2 separate regions of the Mus musculus genome follow, and region 2 is linked to region 1. The links are chromatin contacts, found by Hi-C in ENCODE. All regions are on one chromosome and are shown on one strand. The core of a region is the stretch at or near the end of the contact, and the rest is flanking DNA. Distances in the headings are between cores, read along the strand shown.

What was found. Hi-C counts contacts between places; a loop is a spot of excess contacts on that map.
Region 2: a map of heart shows a loop between it and region 1 (2.7-fold over the local background). The contact joins the enhancer-like site here to the promoter of Agap1 in region 1. A Hi-C loop is called at or near these places in 1 of 37 maps with a recorded cell type or tissue (heart).

What each region holds. Positions count from the first base shown.
Region 1 is chr1:89,453,432-89,456,325 of GRCm38, forward strand. Agap1 (ArfGAP with GTPase domain, ankyrin repeat and PH domain 1) reads left to right here and starts at 1,380. Exons shown (of 18, transcript NM_178119.3): 1 at 1,380-2,161. The coding sequence starts at 1,999.
Region 2 is chr1:89,617,625-89,620,518 of GRCm38, forward strand. The region is part of intron 3 of Agap1 (ArfGAP with GTPase domain, ankyrin repeat and PH domain 1); the gene reads left to right. Among named protein-coding and RNA genes, the nearest start is that of Gm41914, 38 kb to the left of the region's middle. Within about 2 kb of position 1,506, at least 1 of the 3 ENCODE cell types and tissues checked has a DNase peak (open chromatin) inside an H3K27ac peak, as active enhancers do; it is heart, where a contact is called at or near this core.

The DNA.
Region 1 (2,894 bases), core at 130-2,629:
CCAACAGGAGAAAAGTCATGTTCAATCCAAAAGTTGGATGTGATGAGGAGGGGACAGGTGGATAGGTCTGGGACAGAAAATTTAGTGTCATCAACCTCTATATGATATTCAAAGGCATAAGAGAGGCAAATAAAACAGGTCTAAGGTTGACTCCCAGCATCATCCATATTTAAACCTTAGAGAAGTACAAAGGAACCCCCAAAGAGATTGAGAAGCCAGATGTGAAGCAGGGGAGTCCTGGAACTATTTCACAAAGAGTTGGGGTTTCAAGGTGGAGTAGGGACGAACAGTAGAATGAACCCACATGCCAGCATCTCTATTAGTGTTTCTGCTAAGGACGAAGATAGAGGCAAGGCACAGAACAAGCCAGGGCCTCTGCTGTGTTAGGGACAAGGAAGGCTGAACAGTACACTGGCTTGAGGAACACTGGAACTCGGAAGAGTTCCAAGAACCAAGAGCTAGGCTGCCTGGGGCCCTGGGCTGCCCATTAGCTTGCATTTGAACCAGGTAAAGCCCAGGGCATTTGAATCAGGAATGTGGGCTGTTTATAAAACACCCCTGCATGGTGAGACAGTGCATAGACCCAGGACCTTTACGGCCTCGGACTCGTCCTGGATCCTTGGAAATCTACAACAATCTAATTCATTTGGAGTCGTTGGCATGAGCTCTCAGCTGCAGTGCGGTCTAGCTTCATGGGCTCCTGGACTGGGCTAAAGTGGGGTTAGTGTCGGGCGCTCGGAGGGCTGCGGCGTGGAGGTTACAACTCAGTTGTGCAACATTTTCGTGGAAAAGCCTAGAAGCCCCCGTGGAATTCCGTCTCACCTACCACCCCAGCCTCAGGTTTAGTTTATTGATGAAGCGTTGGACTCCCGTGTATCCCATGGGAAGGGAAGTAACTATCCTGCTGGGTTTAGAAAGGAGGCAGAAAGTTGCCAGACGGGGGGAGGGGACCCCGCGCGTCGCAGAGGTTCCTTAAGCGCTCAACTGGCAAACAAACAAAAGCGCGGGCGGGCGGGCGGGCTCGTGCGCCACCTTCCCCGTACAGAGGCGCGGGGGCTGGCACGGGGCAGTAGGGATAACCGAGAGGGACCAGGGCTCTCAGCTCGCAGATCCGCGGGCTGTAGCGGCATCCGGACGTCCCGCGGGGCCCGCCCAGTGCGCTGCGACGCGATCGCACAGCGCACCCCACGCGCGCGGGCCGGCCGGCGTGATGGACTACAAGTCCCAGCAAGCCCAGAGGCAGCGCGGGGCGGGGTCTGGCGCAATTCCCCGGGATCCGGCGCGCTGGGAAGCGCCGCCGAGGACGCAGCGGCGGCCGGAGGGCGGCGAGCGCAGGCGGGGGCGGGGCCGACGTGGGCCAGAGCCCTGCGTGCCAGGGAGGGGGCTGGCCGGGCAGCGGCGGGCGGCGCTCGGAGCGGTCTCCGCGGCTGGCAAGGCGCCTACAGCTCGGTCCCGGCTTGGCGGACGGCGCAGGGCAGCTGAGGGCCCCGGCCCGCGCGGTAGCGCGGCACTCACAAGCGCGCGGACCCAGCCGCAGCCGTGCGCCCGGAGCAGAGCGGCCACTGCCCGGGGGCCTCGGCCCCGGCGCTCGCAGCGCCGTGCTGCCTGCGCTTTAATGGCTGCTCGGCCGGCCGGCGTGTAGGGGTGCGGGCGGCTGCGGCGCGGGAAGGCGCCCGAGCGAGCCTCCTCCGCGGCCGGCCGCGCTCCATGGCGCCGCGGTCTTCCCGGACGGCCCGCTGACCCGGGACGCTGGTCCCTGCTATGAACTGAGCCCCTCTACTGCTTCATCCTCAGCGTTCTTTTCTTTTTCTTTTTCTTTTTCTTTTCTTTTCTTTCTTTCTTTCTTTCTTTCTTTCTTTCTTTTTTTTTTTTTTTGCGCCTCCTCGGCTCCGTGCTCCCCGGGGGCTGCGGCGCCCCGGGTCTCGGTGGCCCGCGGGGCTCCGGGGCGCGGGGCGGCGACGACGGGGGGCGCGCGGCTTTGGGCGCCGCGCCTGCACCATGAACTACCAGCAGCAGCTGGCCAACTCGGCTGCCATCCGGGCCGAGATCCAGCGCTTCGAGTCGGTCCACCCCAACATCTACTCCATCTACGAGCTGCTGGAGCGCGTGGAGGAGCCGGTGCTGCAGAACCAGATTCGGGAGCACGTCATCGCCATCGAAGGTGAGGGCCAGGCCGCCCGGGGCTTCTGGAAAGCGCGGGGGAGCGGGCGCCCCTGGCGCGGCGGGGTGTGTGCGCGCGTGTGTGCTTGCGTGTGTACACACGCGGCTGCCCGGCGGAGAGAGCACTGCGGTGCCTCTTGTCCCGCAAGGCCGGCCAGTCAGCCAGGGAAGATGGGTTGTCAGCGTTCATTTGATAATGGACAATGGAGTCTCTCCTGTGAGAAAGTGGCACGGTGCTGCTACGTCCGGGGCGGCCCGCAAGCCCCGTCCGGGCCCAGCAGACGCCTGGGGGCAGCTGCTTGGGATGGCGCCACTGGATCCCTGACAGGTTATCAGGCCCGGCCTGAGTGTCTTTCGTGGACGTTGAAGATGTGTTTTGAGAAGCGCTGCTGCTGGGGATGCTGTTCCGGCCAGCTTATTCAGTTGCTTCATGGCTGGCTACCCCCCCCCCCCTCCAGTTCGCGGATACAGGGGAGGTGGCACATGTAGGAAGCCAATGGGACCCAGGCAGTATCATGCCCCAGTGCTGATCGGACTGGCGTTGTACAAACGCTGGCCGTTTTGTACTAAAATCCTGAGGCAAATTATAACCCTTCTTGGGAGGCAGGACACCTTGATACTGTCTTGCTGAAAGGGGCACTTTAATCCGTCGGCTACTTGGGAGCCACCCAAGGGGCGGAAAAGTGGATGATCTTGCTGCCTGTAAGCCTGTGTTTGCACAGAACACTGTTTTG
Region 2 (2,894 bases), core at 256-2,755, 160 kb after region 1:
TCAAGTCTCCAGCCCTCTAGCTAGGCTAGACCAGCTGGCACATGCTGGGCAGGATCAGCAGTTCACGGTCACAGGACGTGCGTACACTTGGATGCCACTGGGCTCCGGAGTCAGAATCAGCCGGCCTGGCTTTCCACACAGCTGTTGATGTCCCAGGAACCTAAAGAGTTGAGCATAGCCATAATTGCTTTTATACTTTTGGAACAGGATTTGGTATATTGTAGCCTGACCTTGATGTCACTGTGTAATAGAAGGTGGCTTGAGCATCTGACCCTCCTGCCTCTGTTTCTCCATTGCTGGGGTTGCAGCTGTGCACCACCATGCCCAGTGCGTGTATGCCAAGTAGAATCATAGAGTCGCGCACGTAAGACAAGCACTCTACCCACTGAGCTGTGTCCCCAGTCCAACAGCACAACCGCTCTCAGCAGGAAAAATATAGATGGCTTCATATCTACAGTCCCAGGGTATGTTTCAAGATTTTAAGATACATTTACAGGTGTGTTCTCCACTGAAGTTCATCACCTTTACCTGCCAGGCTTTAATTTTGGAATCTGTTATTCCCCGACCCCACATCTAGTACTTGTGTCTGCTGTGTTCATTTGTCCTTGACTTTGCCATCAGTGCCCAGCCTGCTTCCACTTTTAAGGCACCTCATGGCAACAGCCTGCTTGGATCTGGCTGGAGCAAGACTAGGTTTACTTATCAGTCTGCAGCTGGGGATGGGGGGCTGGGAGGAAGGGAAAGAGACGCTCAAATAGGGGAGGTCGGCTTCTTGACCTATATTCCTGGAACGCGGGCTCCTCCCTCTCCCATCTCTTGTATGTCCTGACTTTAACGCTCATGTAGCTAGCTAGCCAGCTCTCCCCACCCAGTGCCAAGCAGCTTGTTGATGCCCCTGACCATGGTGCCAGACCATGTACAGAGAAAGAGTGAAATGTTTCTCTCTTTTGCCTTTCAGTTCTTTGTTTTTCTCTTTCCAGCAGAATAGTCCGAGATTGTTCTGATTGACCATGCTCCAGCCTTGTGCTTTGTCTTTGAGCCGATAGGTATGTCTAGGTATAAGAAAAGATTCTGGTCAGCTAGTCTCGGGGAACACAGTAGTGAGGTGTGCCTCACTGTTGGCTCCTGAACTGCTGGTGATGGAGGTAGAACCAAGCCTGTGTTGTAGCCACAGAGGGACAAGTGTTCTTTGAGAGTTTAAACAATGGGCCTGTGCAGTGCATTTCATCTTCCCGTCACTCTCCGAGTGTGGTGCAGACCAGAGTTGGACAGCACTGTGTACATATACCCCAATCCTGCCTCACACAGGCGACTCCTTAACTTCTACGGCTCCACAGAGCCTAGGTGGAAGCCTCTGCTCTTTCCTGGACATACTCCCCTTCCTGGTCCATACAAGGACGTGTGTCCTTGTCAGAGCTACTGTGGGTGTAGGCCACAATATCCAAGGAGCACGGGGCCCAACACTGTGTGTGTGTAATCTCAGCACAGAGCCCCATACTGACAGCAGCCTACGTTGCTTGGCTGTAATGAGTTTGTGTAATTGATTTATCTGTGATTGGTCCAGACCAGAAAAGGAAACCAGACATTGCTAGTAGTGCTCTCCTGCCTCTGCCCGTGGAGATTTCCAGGGTGCACCATGTGAGGACTCTTAGGTGGGACCTAGGCAGAGACACTTGGCGTGTGTGCTGCTGCGCCTGAGGCTGGCCTGTCCCTGTGGCCGTGGGGTCAGCATATCTGGCCAGCAGTTTCTGGCTTTTTGAGTCCCCCACCCCCACTGCTTATTGATAAGCATTTAAATTTTAAAAAATCTAACACCATGAAAAATAGGAGACAAACTGATGAAACACAGCAGTTGTTTTTCAAGGGCCCAATGGGCAAACCAGCTGTGCTGAAAGGACAGTGCGTGCGGTCACTGGGGAGGGCGCGTGACGACAGAACCAGTCCACACTGCTCCTGCCCTTCACACGCTGATAGGAAGATGCCTTAGGTTGCATGAAGTAAAGTTTGAATAGAACAGGACTCCTAAAGAATTGTCCCCACCCAAGAAGTGACAGTGACATAGTACATGCTTTGGAGATGAGGTGGGGACTTTGTAGCTAGGAGTCCCCAGACTTCCTCTTGGCTTTGGAACTGACTTAGATTTTGGTAAACGTGATCTGTAGGAACCCTCTATACTTGGCCCTCATGTCCCATCAGGATTATTGGCTTCTTCAACAATGCCGGCAGCTTGGGGCCCGTACACCAGCGTCTAGAGTGCATAGACCTTATTCCAAAATGTTTCAGATGCAGGCTGGTCCTGGAGGAAGCGAGGTCTGGCAGGCTTGGGCTGAGCCTGAGGCCCGGTAGCTCCAGCCTCAGAAAGAGGGCACAAGGACACCTTGCCTTGCCAGCTCTGAACAGGAGGCTAGTGTGCTGGTGGTGCTCCCCAGCCTGAGGTGTGGGTCCTCTCAGTGGAGAGTCCCTTTCAGGAGGAGCAAAAGCCTTGAGGCAGAACCTAATGTATTCCTTCTAGTAAACAAATTACATGGGATTGCAACACAAATGATGCCCCAGAGACTGAGGACAGACGGAGTGACCTTCAGAGCAGTAAGTGTGTGTTTATCTACAGTATGAGTATTCAGAGTGCAGACTAGCATGTGACTCAGTGGCAGGGCCTTGGCTAGCTGAAGCCTTCCCTGGGTTTAGTCCCTGGCATGGGAGGGAGAACCCAGTAGTAACCTTTAAATAGTGGTTACCTGGACCTGAATTGTTGCTGCCTATGAGCTATGAAGAGGTTTTTACAATGAAATAAAAATAAACATTGACAGAGCCTAAAGTACTCTGGCCCTTTATGGAAATAGCTTCTTAACCTTCTCCAGCATAGTCAGGCACAGCTCAGTGACAGGGGCCATCTG